Linked DNA regions of Homo sapiens: region 2 is linked to region 1. A link is an interaction called in ENCODE POLR2A ChIA-PET data of the cell type or tissue named here. Cell type or tissue: Panc1. All regions are shown on one strand. Links, peaks and the distances in the headings refer to the core of each region. The heading gives the core; the rest is flanking DNA. Region 1 has its middle 8.2 kb from the start of NR1D1. Region 2 overlaps RARA (retinoic acid receptor alpha).

Region 1 (7,518 bases), core at 1,391-6,390:
AACCTGTCTGCCCAGGTGATGCAAACCTGGTATAGAAATGCTGGGGATGCCCCTGAATCAGGGAACCAGCCATGTGCCTGGGAGAGACTCACTCCCTGCCCTCCTAAATCCTTTTCTTTGTCTCTAAAAGGCCAGCTATCTTTCCCAACCCCACCCAAAGCCTGGATGTTTTGGGGAGAACTTTAAGAACATGCCACAGGAAGGACAGAGTCTGAGCTAACTTGTTTCTCAGTGTGGTGGGGGGAGGGGGATGGAGAAAGCAAGGGCGAGGCATGAGCCAGGGCTGGGTTCCATGGATGTGTTTTGCCTCAGATTCTATCTTTACCTCACTACTGCTTTTTCCAAGGAAAGGAAACCATAAATATGTATTAAGTACCAACCGTATGCCAGGCACTGTGCAAAGTGTTTTGTACACATTATCTCATTTAATATTCACAACAACCCTATGCTGTAGGTCTCATTCTTATTTTAGAGATGGGGAAACTGAGACTTAGAGAACTTTATTAACTTGCCCAGGGTGCCAGAGGGTCTAGGTGATTAGTCTTGAAGCTGTAATTTGCATAGCACTTAAGACTGAGAAGATGTCCATCAAAGAATGATAGCGCGGATGGAGATTATTGGAGGGGCTAAATCTCCCCTCTAGCTATCTCTTGAACTACCACTGTCAGCGTCACAATGAAAATGGCAATGCTGGGGATTCAACCCCAGGCGTGAAGATGAAACTCTTTCTGCTAGCAAGACTGCCCCTCCTAGAGAGATTACTGCCACCCTAGGGGAACGTCTGAGCAGCAAACTCATCCTGGTGTTTCCCAAGCAATGGTGATGCTTGGAAGTGGGATATATCACCAAGAACAGAAGCCTGAAGCACCCCTTGTCCCTGTCCCAGGGAGTACCTCAGCTTTCCAAAATCTCTCTTTTAACCCCAGGCACATTTCCTCTTCCCCTAAACTCTTCCCACTCCCCGTCCTACATTTCCCTCATCTGGTTCTAAAAGTAGAAGGGGCAGGAACAGGGTGCACAAACCACAGACTGCTATAGAGGTGACTAACAGAAACAGGCGTCTGAACTCTCTTCTCTACCCAAACCCTCTGAATTTGGGGTCTGCTGCTGGTGGTGAGGAGAGTGGGGCAAGTAGGTCAGGGCCCTCTGAAGTCCCATGGTGCTTCATTCCAGGAGCTGTATTAAGAAGATTGGTTGAGGGAGCGTGTGGAAGGCCACCAAGGACCAACAAAAGTTGTGTCCAAAGCCTTAAGGAAACAGCATCCCACTTCCCCATTTACCTGCTTGAGCAACGTGCACCTCTAAAACCAGCCCTTCCGAAAGCCACTGTCCTGGGCCAATGCTTCTTCAGCAGATGCTTTGAAGAACCTGAAGAAGGGTCCCCTCTCTCAGAACCTAGGATCTCACCCACATCACAGGATCCTGGAGGAGGCATGGATTGTCCTTGGCAGTGGAGACTAAGCCCCAGATGACCCTTTTTCTGGCATCCAGTACATGCTCTGCTAAGGCCTCCTGTCCAATCTTTGCCATGCTGCTGGAGCCACAGTGGTATCATCTTCCAGGCCCCTGCACCTGCCCATTGGCTGCCCTTGAGCCTCTGTAGAACTCAGATGCAGGGAGAATGTGGGGGAGGTGGAGGAAAGGGAGAGGGGGTGCTCTGCATCTGCTTCCATCTCTACCCTTTATCCCAAGCTCCATCTCAAACCCTCTCCTTATCCAGTGTCTCTCCATCCTTTGGGCCTCTGCAGATCACCATTAGCTGCCTGGGGAGGCCAGAGGCTCATGACAGTCCTCGTGAGCAGAATGGACCTCGGAGGAGCGGTGGCCTGGGCAGGCATTAGGGGCCTTGTGTAGCTTCTGGGAGGCTTACATAAACACTGGCTGGGATGGGGAGGAAAGGGGGGTTGCAATGGCTGCCCAGGGAAAAAAGCAACCCCCGCCCGGCCGGCTCAGCCTGAGTGGAAAGAAGGAACAAGGCTTACTTTCCCTCCTCTCACTCCTCTCCCCTGGTCTGCAGCTGTTAGTCGGGCTGGAAAGACTGCGGTATCTTGGGGGAGGGGGGGCAGGAGAAGGAGAGAGAGAGGATGCGACTTCACAAATTTGGGATCCCTCCTCCTCTTCTAAATTGGGGGGAGGGCGAGTGGGGAAGAAGCAGTTTGCCAAAGAGATTTTCAATGCCGCAGGAAGGAGCTTTGGCTCATTAGAATGCGCAGTTTGCACCCTGGAAAAAAAAAATCTGTGCTGGTTGCAAAAATGCAGACGTGTGTAGGGGCCCAGCGGAGATTAAAAAAAAAAAAAAAAAGCGCTAGCTCTGCAATGCAGGATCTGCGAAGTTTTGGTGCGATGAGGAAATGTGGGTCGTGCTCATTTCATTTGCTTGTTCCTGCTAACCTACTGTCCCCCTGACTCTAGCATAGTCTCATAGCCCAGCAAGAGGCACCGCAGCTTAGAAATGGGGTCACGAGTAGGGGGCAGAAGCAGAGAGCCAGAAGTGGGGGTCTGTGGTTAGAGTGCCCAGAGAAGGACCAATGGAGGTTAGAGGGCCAGGCAGATGGAAGGGGGCACTTCAATGAGGGATGGAGGCTGAATTTGCCTTTTGCACACGCATTTGTTCTGCAGCTACACAGGGGTTATTGGGAAAGCCCTTCTAGGTTTCCTCCAGCCCTCGGCTCTTCCCCATCTCCAAGTAGCAGAGGGACTTTCCCCTTCCGGTCCACTAACCTCACAGACCACTGTTGCAGAACCTTTGCTTCATGTCCCCAAACACACAAATCCCTGAACTGTCCTTGTTCTAACCCTGGAGGGGGCACTTGCTGCGTGTGTGTGTCATCCTCCTTCCTAGAAAGAGGGGACAGGGTAGCCTGATTTGGGGAGCCCAGGCTACAGGGAAGCCAAGTCTTGGCTCTGGGCAGACATCAACACATCACCATGAGGGCTGGGGTGGGCTGTTCTGTGTTCTTGGCTTGGGAAGGTCCTTTGTTCTTTTGAGGCTTAGGGTTCTGGGTTGTGAAAACACCAAGGGGCTGCCTGGGAGGAAAATATGCTTGGGGAGACCATGTTTCTTTTCTGGGTGTTTGCTCCCCTGGTGGCTCAGGAGAGACAAAAGGAGACAGAAGCAGGATAAAGCGCAAGGAGACAAGAAGGGAGCCCCGCGCGCTTTCCCTCCTTCCTCATCTTGCCTCCTGTTTCTCTGGCCCACGGAGGAAGGGGCCCAGTGTGTTTGTGCCGGCTCGAGGCTCACGCGGGCTGCCGGGGTCACATGGCCCGGGCATGTGCAGCCTGCTCCATTTCTACCACAACAACTCGCTCATAAACAGCCCGGCTGCTGCGGCGGTGGCGGTGGAGACATGTGCAAGCGAGGGGGTGGGGCACGTGGCCCTGCCCGAGCCAAGGGAAGGCGCTCGCTCAGCACTGCCTCCACCCCTCCCCAGCACTGGCGCTGCCTCGTCACAGGAAATTCCTAGTGCTCCTGTTGCTGCTGCAAAACATGTTTTGGGGAAGTGACTTTCAATAAGGATGGAATCAATGGACTATTTAAAAAGAGACAGAATGGATAATCAGTTAGAGACCGACTTACGCCTGCCCTTACCCTCTCTTAAGATCTCTGTACTGGTTAGGGTGGTACCAGTTCCTTCCTCCTATATAAAATTGGAACCATGTAATCCCAGCACTTTGGGAGGCCAACGTGGGCGGATCATTTGAGGTCAGGAGTTCGAGACCAGCCTGGCCAACATGGTGAAACCCCATCTCTACAAAAAATAAAAAAAAATTAGCCAGGCATGGTAGTGGGCGCCTGTAATCCCAGCTACCTGGGAGGCTGAGGCATGAGAATCGCTTGAACCCGGGAGGCGGAGGTTGTAGTGAGCCGAGATCATGCAACTGCACTCCAGCCTGGGCAACAGAGCGAGGCCCTGTCTCAAAAAAAAAAAAAAAATGGAACCAATCAAGTCCTCATGGTAAACAGTGGGGGGAGGGGCTGGGGTTCTCTAAGACAGTGGTTCTCAAGATAAGCATAGGGATCTGGGGTCACCTGGGAACATGTTAGAAATGCAAATTCCCAGGCCCCATCCCAGGTGGATTGAATCAGAAGCTCTGGGAGCAAAACCCAGCAATCTGAGTTTTAACAAGGCCCTTGGGATTCTGGGAAGCCTGAGACCCACTGCTTTAGGTCTTCGGTCCCTAACAATCAGTCCTCTAGGAGAATCTAGCCCAAGATCTGGGGACATGTCAGCTGGGCGTGGTGGCTCATCCCTGTAATCCCAGCACTTTGGGAGGCTGAGGCAGGCGGATCACTTGAGGCCACGCATTGGACACCAGCCTGGTCAACATGGTGAAACCCCGTCTCTACAAAAAAATACAAAAATTAGCCGGGTGTGGTGTGTGCCTGTAATCCCAGCTGCTCAGGAGGCTGAGGCAGGAGAATTCCTTGAACTGGGAGGTGGAGGTTACCATGAGCCAAGATCACACACTGCACTCCAGCCTGGGCGACAGAGTGAGACCCTGTCTCAAAAAAAAAAAAAAAAAAAAAGATCTGGGGGCATGTCTACCTTCCCCCTTTGTGCTGCTTCATCTCAAAGTCCAGCCACAGGGCGTAATCAGATTTAGTTTGACTCAGAGTAAAAAGCATTTATTGAGTGCCTCCTGTGTGCAGATTCTGGAAATGCGGGCAAATGGCACAACAGTAGTAGGCTAATGAGTAGCTGAGATCTCAAAGAGGAGTGGAAGGTACTGGGTGAGGGGAGAGTGAAAGAAAGAAAAGGTTAGAATTTTATTTGTTTATCCTTTCTCCATCTTACCTACTTTTCTTCCTGTCCCGAGGCTCCTATTAGAACAAATGATTGTGGCTTAAATTGTTTTGAGGCTGGAGGTAGAAATTAAGCCCTTATCTATTTTTGCTGGCCATGGGGACCCCAAGTTAGTTAACAGCCATAGGCTCTTGACTTCCCATGAGTAACTAAAAGAAGATGAGGACCATGCACACAGGCACACACAAACACTCCCTGCGATCTCAGATGCTAGGGTAGGGAGACCAAGAGAAGGAATGAAGTCCCAGAAGGTTGGAAGTTCCCTGGGTAAAATGAGTTTAGCAGATAACAAGCAGGAAAAGTCTTTCAATAGGGGAGGGCGGGGTCATCCCTGGCCTACTCCACCTTCCTGAGACCCAGAAACTGTGGCCAGAGGAAACAAAGGGTCCCTAAGGCAAATCACAAAAGCTCCTGAGAATGAAACCTGAGCCTGGAAAGAGAGTAGAGAATGAGGGATGGACACCAGATCCAAAGGGTTCCCTTACACAGGCAAATGGGGGTTAGGGGGTTGGGAGGGATGTGAGCCATGCCCAGCCCCTCTCCTTGGGCCTTCTCTCCATCACAGGCAGTTCTCAGGAGCAGAACTCCTGTTACTGTCTCAGTCTGAGCAGCTGACTCCTGGCCTCTCCCTGCTTCATTTTTTGAGGAATAAGCTTTTCTCTGATTCTCACAGAGCCCTTTCTTTTGCTTCTCTGCAAGGCTTTCTCTCTGTGCCTGAAAGGCTCTGGGCTCAAGGAGCAGACAGCCCTGCAGGCTCAACTGCAGTGACCTACATTGGCTCTCCCCTAGGCCCTGGGTGCGGGGGCTGAGATTTCAAGATAGGAACCTGGGAATCTGGCACAGGTCTACAGATGATGACATCAGGCAGACAGGCTGCAAAAGTGGCATTGAGGGACTGGACCCTGAGGCAGGGGATGCCATAGGACTATGTTCTCACTTTGTCATTTGAGGGCTTTTTATGGACAAGAGATCAGAAGAGATCAAATGCAAAAACACCTGAGCAGTGACCCCTTGGAGAGGAGCCAGTGGTCCCTGACAGGCCCAGTCTCTATTAATGAGATTTGGGAGTGGTTTCTGCCTGCTCCCTGTTCTTGCTGAACCTACACTGGTCTGCTGCAGGGGACTGGAAAGATGATGTGGAAGAATGAGTTCGGATTTCAGCTGATTTATTTCAGGGAAACGAAGGCTGGGTAAAAGTCAGATATGCAGAAATCCACGTACTCCCAGGCTTAACTATAATATAGAGACCCTGTATTTCTTTAGACTCAATGGTTCTGAGAAGGATCCAGAAGGAGCCCTCAAGATTAATTACCATTTACAAAGTCCTTACCTCAGGACCCTGGCAACTGAATCCCTCCTTCCAGCTACCAGCCTTCTGGAACAGAGAAGGCAGCTTCTGAAATAGGTGCTTTCCCTCTCTCCCACTATAAGCCACAGTGTTTAGGATGACCACTGCTTCCAGATTGTGTGATTTGCCCTGGCAAGGAAATCCTATTGTGGGGGGAGGAAATGAGGCAGTCGTGACACAAAGTGATGGATGAGCCTTTTGCTTAGCAGAGAGAGAGAGAAAGCCGGCAGGCTGTGCAGAACTGAGTGGCTCTTGGGTCCAAAGGGCTTCCCCTTGGCCAAGTCCCACCCCAAAGCCCAGGAAGTCCACAGCTTGGCGCCCAGTCAAGGCAAAAACATTCCTCAGGACTCTGACAGGCTGGGGGATGGTTCCCACCACGAGGATGGGGGAGGGGAAGGAAACACGCGGGGGAGGAAATGACCACAAAGAAGGGGGTGAGGGTAAGAGGTGGGGAGTGAGTTCTCAGTGCCCTGAGTCCCTTTTAGAGAGAAAGGTTGAGGCTGGACTCATTGGCTTGTGAAGGACTTGCAGCTTCAGAGCACATGACTTCTGGGTCACCCTTCTGCTCAGGGTCATCCCTGATGACCCAAGGTGTCCTCTGGAGGCTTGTTAACTCAATCTCCCTCCTTACGCAGGGGCTGTGGTTGAGCTTGGGAGCCCCTGAGTGGCTAAAAGCTGGAATTGCAGTTGTGCTGGGGGAGGAGCCCATCGGGTCTCCCTCTGCCTCTCCACCTCCGCCCCTCCCTTTCCCTCTCCCTAAGCCCAGGACTCTGGAAATAGCACCTGGTAATGGGAGCGCTGACAGATGCTGAGTTATAGGAGAGCAAATGTCCTGGCTAGAGTCCTCAACATTCTAGTTTGATCGCTTTTGGGCTGTTTCCCTTGAAAACACGTGCCCCAGCAAGGATTGAAAAACTACCTATTGGTACTATGCTCACTACCTGGGTGACAGGTTCAGTCATACCCCAAACTTCACCATTACACAATATACCCTTGTAACAAACCTGCATATGTACCCCCTGAATCTAAAATAAAAGTTGAAATACACACACGGAAAAATAGGTGCCCCAGGACTACTTCCATTGTCTTCCATAAATTACTGTTTAACATGCCCCTGGGTAGTGTGCTTCCTGGCTACTGAGATCCCCCTCCTAGGGCTCCCCGGCTTGTAGCTTCTGGACCATTCACTGTCCATGACCCCTATGACCTTGGAGGGAGAAATGGCCCCACAATAATTCTGATTTTAAATTTACCCCTCCCTACCTGCACTACTTAGTCCTAGTTTTCCTCCTCTGAGCCTTGCCCACAACTCCTTCCCCAAGTCAGCCTCCAACCTTGAATGTTCCCTCACCCCCAGTTCCCTAC
Region 2 (7,518 bases), core at 831-5,830, 240 kb after region 1:
GGGCTTCTTCCGCCGCAGCATCCAGAAGAACATGGTGTACACGTGTCACCGGGACAAGAACTGCATCATCAACAAGGTGACCCGGAACCGCTGCCAGTACTGCCGACTGCAGAAGTGCTTTGAAGTGGGCATGTCCAAGGAGTGTGAGTGCCATAGGGCAGGGGCCGAGTCCCGCCTCAGTTGGGGTCTCAGATGCTCCTAAAGACCAAGGGAGCAGGGCTCTGTGGATGTTTGTGCACATGCATGAACACGCATGCCGTGGTGTGCGGGCTCACGGTTGAGGATGGTTTGTGTGTAGCTGCAAGGACCTGTTTGCGAGTCTGGCTGGCTGTGTGTCCACGGGCAGGTCTGTGCTCCGGGACCGTGTATGTGTAACCATTCCTGTTTCTGCACGTCTGGCTGTGTGTGCTTGCGTATGTGTGTGTGTGTGCATGCTCCAGGATGGCTTTCTTCCAGGCCGTGCTTGGTTTTGGGGTGGGGCTCAGAGGCATAGGCAGTCCCTTCTGATTGTGAGTCTTAGGGGAGGGGCTTGAATTCTGAGGGGTGCTTGGCTGGACTTATGTGTGTATGGGGGGGTGGAAGGGCTGGCACAAGGATCCAAAAGCCATTGTCTAGTTAAGCCTGGGATTCAGAGTTGGAAGAAAGAATTGGGACTTCTCAGATCCCAGAGGAAACGGGGTTTCCACTTTGGGCTCAGCTGAGGCCTGATGGAGGGAGGGAGGGAAAGGCTGGACAGGGAGACCCTCTTGTGTTGAATCATGGGTGTTGCCATGGTGACCGGTGATTGATGATGTCAGAGATAAATGACGCTGACAGACGCCTCCTTGTCTGCGTGGCCGTTGCCATGGAGCCTGAGCCTTGGGGGATGGGATGGGGGAGGGGGCTGCAGGACCCCCTAGCCCTTTGTGGGGAGGGCAGTGGGGAGGGGGCACGGGTGAGATGGTTCTGACTGTTGCACGAAGAGCCCCAGACAGGAATGGAGGGGACTGGAGTGTCCTGCCACAGGAGGCTGGGGGTGCCTTGTCCTGAGCCCAGGAAGTGGCTCCTGCTGCAAGAGTGGGTGACAACTCAAGACCCACAAGCCTGGAACCCTTCGCTTAAGGGCTGTCACCTCCTCCTCTCTGTTTGTGCCACCTTCTGCTCTTTTCATGGCAGAAGGACCAGGGAGGGGACCCCTTCTCCCTCCCACCGCCAACTCCCCTTCTCCCTCCCACCGCCAACTCCCCCTCTCCCGGCTGCTCTGTGCCCCGGAGCTGAGCAGCTGCCATTTCAATAGAATTAAAGCTTCCGAATGATAAACGTCTTGTCACAGCTGCAATTTTCTCTTCCCAAATTATCCCCCCACTCTCCCTCTCCCTCTCCCTTCTCTCCCCTGCACTTTATTGAATTTGCAGAATCGACATGAGTGATCTCCAAATTATGCCAGCTACCCCCACCTCGCTACCCCCTCCCTGAGCCCCTCCCCCACCCTCCCTTCCTCCCGCGTCAGCAGCCACCACCACCAGCCCTGTGAGTGATTGTGTGTCTGGATAATCGGCTGGTAACGACCCCATCGCTTCTTTAAAGCCGAGTGGTGTGTGCGGCTCAGCGCCCCTGGTGATTTGTCAGCTCCCCAGCTAATGGGCCAAGAGATTCTCCCCGCCAGGTCCCCCACTCTCAGGCTGGGGAGCCCTACTCCCCACTTGCCCCAGGAGCTGCTCAGAGCCAGTCCCAAGGGACCCCCAGGGAGACTGCAGCTGGGAGGGCTGGGTGAGTGGAGGCGGGAGAAGGACCTTCCTGGGGAAAGAGGAGGCAGAGCACCTAGGAGGGCACCGTCGCCTGGAGTGTGAGCTGGAGTAGACGCGTGGGGGATAGCATGCGGCTGGCTATGGGGTGGGGTGGGGGGTGTGTGCAGGGCCACAGCTGTGCTCATGGGGCTTCTGGGGCAGAACTTGATGTGTGGGTTGGGTGGGCATGGAGGGCTGGAGTGCGTGGCAATGCCTTGCCTGCCCGTGAACGCGTGCTGTGTGCGCGTGCTTACAAGCCTGGGTGACCTCCTCAGCAGCTGGCAGCTCTCTGTCAGGCTGGGGGTGGACGAGGCCCTGAGCAGCCTGCAGCTGCCCTCTTAACCCCCTCTGCCCTCCACAGCTGTGAGAAACGACCGAAACAAGAAGAAGAAGGAGGTGCCCAAGCCCGAGTGCTCTGAGAGCTACACGCTGACGCCGGAGGTGGGGGAGCTCATTGAGAAGGTGCGCAAAGCGCACCAGGAAACCTTCCCTGCCCTCTGCCAGCTGGGCAAATACACTACGGTATGGCTTTCCCCCGGCCTGCAGGGTGGGATTTGCCCAGGGCCACAGGGCCAGGATGGGCCCCTCTCAGGCACCCCTTCTTGTGCCAGGCAAGATCTCTGCGTCCTTCCCTTCCCCTCTCTTCTCCCTCCTCCTGCTGCCTCTTCCCAAGGAGCTCCCAGGAAGTGAAGGCTGGGTAGAGGGCAGGCCTGTGGGGGCTGGAGCCAGGCTGAGAAGGGGTGCCATGGAGAAGAAGGCCCTCACTCTCCCTCCTCCCCCAGAACAACAGCTCAGAACAACGTGTCTCTCTGGACATTGACCTCTGGGACAAGTTCAGTGAACTCTCCACCAAGTGCATCATTAAGACTGTGGAGTTCGCCAAGCAGCTGCCCGGCTTCACCACCCTCACCATCGCCGACCAGATCACCCTCCTCAAGGCTGCCTGCCTGGACATCCTGGTGAGGGTCTGCACCCTGGCCCCCAGGCACTGCCCCTGTGTCCTGGGTAGATGTCCTTCCAGCCAGACAGCCACCCTCCTAAATGTCTGTCTGCAATCAACCTGTCCAAATGCCCACCGCCCAAATGTCTGCCCTTCCTCTCCCCATATGTCCACCTGTCCACTCGTCTCCCTGTCCACTCAGCCACCTAGCAGCCAGATGTGCAGGAGCTCACCTGTTCACCCATACACATATCCAGCCACCCAGCCATCCATCCATTTAGCCAGTAATAAAGATTCACGTAGGAGCCAGGTGCAGTGGCTCATACCTGTAATCCCAGCACTTTGGGAGGCCGAGCGAGGCAGGAGGATCACTTGAGGCTGGAAGTTCAAGACCACCCTGGGCAACATAGTGAGACCTTATTTCTGCAAAAAACTAAAAAGATTCACCTAGGATCCTCTGGCCAGTGTTCGAGCTGGGTGTCAGGAACCCAGCGGTGAATGCACCACCATCCCCTCTCTTGAAAACCTTCCATGTGAGGCAAGAGATAAGTCAACAGAGGTTGCAAAACTGTGATCAATGCTTCCTGGAGATTGGGGGAGGGCTTGTGACTGCTTGGGCCTGAAGGATGATGTCTCAGAGGAGGTGACATCTAGGGGTTTGTAGAGGGGGAGGTGAGAGGGTAGCCCTAACTCAGGAGCAGGAAGTGAAAGACTTGCTGCTGTGAGGCCATGCTGAGCTCAGGGGACTGCCGGGCACTCGGTGAGGTGAGCCCGAGGGTAGACTGGGCTGGAGGCTGGATGCAGGGGGTGGGGGCAGGAAGAGGTGGTGGGAACTGCCAAAGCCTAGGCTGGAGGGAGCACTCTCCTTCCTGCTGTCCCTGACAAGGGCTCGGTCCACCTGTTCCCTCTTGGTCACCTCCAGGGTGGGGAACCTGGGATTTGACGAGACTGTCATTTCTTTTTATGTTTTTCTTTTTTGAGATGGAGTTTCACTCTTGTCACCCAGGCTGGAGTGCAGTAGTATGATCTTGGCTCACTGCAGCCTGCAACTGCTGCCTCCCGGGTTCAAGCGATTCTCCTGCCTCAGCCTCCTGAGTAGCTGGGATTACAGGCACCCGCCACCACACCCGGCTAATTTTTGTATTTTTGTAGAGACGGGGTTTCACCATGTTGGCCAGGCCGGTCTCGAACTCCTGACCTCAGGTGATCCTCCCGCGTGAGCCGGCAGACTGTCATTTCTCCATGGGCACCTCTGAATGTTGAGGCGGGTGATGGGTGGGAGGTTTAGATTGTGCTGCCTGCAGGGGCTCCCATCCCCATGCCGTGGATGCAGGAGGTGCCGTCTGGGTTCCTGCAACCACATTCAAGCCAATACACATTTACTGAGCGCTTGTTGTGTACCTCATCCTGGGAGCTGTAGGCAGCAGCCCAGTGTTCCTTAGCTCCTAGAAATTCTAGGTCCCCTCTACATTCTTTGCATGTAGGCAGGATGACCTGGACCTGCACTATCCAGTACAGTAGCTGCTCACCACATGTGACTCTTTAAATTTAAATTAATTAAAATTAAACTCAATTCAGTTCCTCAGTTGCATTAGCCACATTTCAAGTACTCAGTAGACGCATGTGGCTGGTGGCTGAGGTATGGATGGTGCAGACGTAGAACCTTTCCATCATTGTAGAAAATTCTATCAGACAGCATTGCTCCGGCCACCTGCCAGGTGGTCCTCCGGGAGTGCTGGTGCGGAGTGCTGGTGCCGAGTGCTCAGAGTGGGTTCGGGTTCAGTCCCTGAACCCAAGCATCCTCTGCACCCAGATCCTGCGGATCTGCACGCGGTACACGCCCGAGCAGGACACCATGACCTTCTCGGACGGGCTGACCCTGAACCGGACCCAGATGCACAACGCTGGCTTCGGCCCCCTCACCGACCTGGTCTTTGCCTTCGCCAACCAGCTGCTGCCCCTGGAGATGGATGATGCGGAGACGGGGCTGCTCAGCGCCATCTGCCTCATCTGCGGAGGTGGGCAGGGGGCCTGGGTCTGGGGGCTGGGCTGGGACGGGGGTGCAGCCCTGGAGTCTCTTCCAGGGAGCTCTTTCAGGCCACCTCTGTTAGGTATCTCTAGAGGGCAGGGTCTGGTCTGCAACTACACAGCAAGGGGGCCATGTGGGGCCTGGACTCCTGTTCCCGATTTCTGGGCAACACCCCTTCTAGGGAGGTTAAGAGTGAGGGTTTGAGGGTCGGACCAACCAGGGTCACCTCCTGGCCGATGCATGACCCTGAGCAGGTTGCTGAACTTCTCTGGGCCTCCGTTTCTGTACAGTGGGGGCGGTAACGGTCTCTAGCTCATGAAGTTGATGGGAGGATTACGGTGGTAACAGATACTGTGCAGGTGCCCAGAGCGAGCTCCAGTGCTTGTTAGTTGCTATTTTATTGTTGTGATTTCTGCCATTTCATCTGGTTTCCAGAATAACAGGGGGGAGTGGGAGCCTGCCTGGGAACCCTCTCCCTGCTTGAGGATGGCACTGCCCATTTGGGGTCCCATCCCACTAACTGGGCTCAGGGAGGGTTTGGGGCACCCCCTCACCCTCAGCTCCCGTTGCTCCCTTTTAAGGGCCTCTGTACCCTGCGGCAGCAGAGACCCCATGCCCTGCCCTGTGTGGGGAGGCGCCTGCGAGCTGCCCTCCTCCATGGCCTGGGCAGGCACGCCCCCCGGTGGCCGAGGCTGGGGGTGCAGCTGTGTTCCCAGCTGCTCAGGGGGTGGTTCTGCTTCCTCAGACCGCCAGGACCTGGAGCAGCCGGACCGGGTGGACATGCTGCAGGAGCCGCTGCTGGAGGCGCTAAAGGTCTACGTGCGGAAGCGGAGGCCCAGCCGCCCCCACATGTTCCCCAAGATGCTAATGAAGATTACTGACCTGCGAAGCATCAGCGCCAAGGGTGAGGCTCACAGACCTGGAGGGGTACCGGCCCCCGACACCTGGCCCAGGCCCCCACATCCAAGCCAGCACCCCATGTCTTTGTGCCAGGACAATACGACACCTGTCCCCATCTGTGTCTAGGCTGAGGTCCCCTAGTGACTCCACTTTGCCGAGGTGGCCCGCCTGTGTCACCTTTGTGTGGTAGTTCAGATCGTGGCTCTGGAACCAGACACGTGGGTGTGTGTCCTTGTGTGGGTCACTCAACAGCTCCTAGCTACAGTTTCCCTTCCGAGGGCGGGGATAACATTCGTGTTTACAGAGGGGTCGGGATGATCCCTAGCACACAGCACAGGGGAAGGAAGGGCTTGGCGTCTAGCCCAGGCCGGCAGTCTGGCCCTGGAGCCGGAGTTCGGGACCACTTTGCCCCATTGCCACCAGCCTCTGGACCTGGGGGCTTAAGAGAGCTGGCTCGTGTCAAAGAACTGAATCCCAAGAAAGATGCTAATATCAGCAGTATTGATCTTCCCACCTCGAGCCAGGCTTGCTGGGGCTGGGGGTGGGAGGGCTGGCCCAGCGTGCTGACCTCTGCCCCCTCCTTTCCTGCAGGGGCTGAGCGGGTGATCACGCTGAAGATGGAGATCCCGGGCTCCATGCCGCCTCTCATCCAGGAAATGTTGGAGAACTCAGAGGGCCTGGACACTCTGAGCGGACAGCCGGGGGGTGGGGGGCGGGACGGGGGTGGCCTGGCCCCCCCGCCAGGCAGCTGTAGCCCCAGCCTCAGCCCCAGCTCCAACAGAAGCAGCCCGGCCACCCACTCCCCGTGACCGCCCACGCCACATGGACACAGCCCTCGCCCTCCGCCCCGGCTTTTCTCTGCCTTTCTACCGACCATGTGACCCCGCACCAGCCCTGCCCCCACCTGCCCTCCCGGGCAGTACTGGGGACCTTCCCTGGGGGACGGGGAGGGAGGAGGCAGCGACTCCTTGGACAGAGGCCTGGGCCCTCAGTGGACTGCCTGCTCCCACAGCCTGGGCTGACGTCAGAGGCCGAGGCCAGGAACTGAGTGAGGCCCCTGGTCCTGGGTCTCAGGATGGGTCCTGGGGGCCTCGTGTTCATCAAGACACCCCTCTGCCCAGCTCACCACATCTTCATCACCAGCAAACGCCAGGACTTGGCTCCCCCATCCTCAGAACTCACAAGCCATTGCTCCCCAGCTGGGGAACCTCAACCTCCCCCCTGCCTCGGTTGGTGACAGAGGGGGTGGGACAGGGGCGGGGGGTTCCCCCTGTACATACCCTGCCATACCAACCCCAGGTATTAATTCTCGCTGGTTTTGTTTTTATTTTAATTTTTTTGTTTTGATTTTTTTAATAAGAATTTTCATTTTAAGCACATTTATACTGAAGGAATTTGTGCTGTGTATTGGGGGGAGCTGGATCCAGAGCTGGAGGGGGTGGGTCCGGGGGAGGGAGTGGCTCGGAAGGGGCCCCCACTCTCCTTTCATGTCCCTGTGCCCCCCAGTTCTCCTCCTCAGCCTTTTCCTCCTCAGTTTTCTCTTTAAAACTGTGAAGTACTAACTTTCCAAGGCCTGCCTTCCCCTCCCTCCCACTGGAGAAGCCGCCAGCCCCTTTCTCCCTCTGCCTGACCACTGGGTGTGGACGGTGTGGGGCAGCCCTGAAAGGACAGGCTCCTGGCCTTGGCACTTGCCTGCACCCACCATGAGGCATGGAGCAGGGCAGAGCAAGGGCCCCGGGACAGAGTTTTCCCAGACCTGGCTCCTCGGCAGAGCTGCCTCCCGTCAGGGCCCACATCATCTAGGCTCCCCAGCCCCCACTGTGAAGGGGCTGGCCAGGGGCCCGAGCTGCCCCCACCCCCGGCCTCAGCCACCAGCACCCCCA

Evidence for each region. ChIA-PET counts read pairs that join two places held together with the same protein. Peaks named below come from ENCODE experiments on the same cell type or tissue, not always from the same donor. Only the 100,000 strongest peaks of a DNase experiment are listed, where the experiment ranks them.
Region 2: POLR2A ChIA-PET joins it to region 1 with 16 read pairs; 4 of 35 experiments call an interaction of 5 or more read pairs at or near these places.

What each region holds. Positions count from the first base shown.
Region 1 is chr17:40,105,026-40,112,543 of GRCh38, forward strand. No RefSeq gene overlaps it. Among named protein-coding and RNA genes, the nearest start is that of NR1D1, 8.2 kb to the left of the region's middle. RefSeq lists enhancers at 1,721-2,350, 2,787-3,321, 3,322-3,855, 5,110-6,050. In Panc1, for the core only: no CTCF peak of the experiment used is centred there; no DNase peak of the experiment used is centred there; H3K27ac peaks cover 673 bases.
Region 2 is chr17:40,349,783-40,357,300 of GRCh38, forward strand. RARA (retinoic acid receptor alpha) reads left to right here. Exons shown (of 9, transcript NM_000964.4): 4 at 2-143; 5 at 2,128-2,288; 6 at 2,549-2,725; 7 at 4,520-4,724; 8 at 5,481-5,639; 9 at 6,227-7,518. The coding sequence ends at 6,444. Among named protein-coding and RNA genes, the nearest start is that of GJD3-AS1, 9.3 kb to the right of the region's middle. RefSeq lists an enhancer at 2,987-3,498 and a silencer at 5,311-5,380. In Panc1, for the core only: CTCF peaks have their summits at 5,412 (motif pointing left) and 5,618; a DNase peak (open chromatin) is centred at 5,418.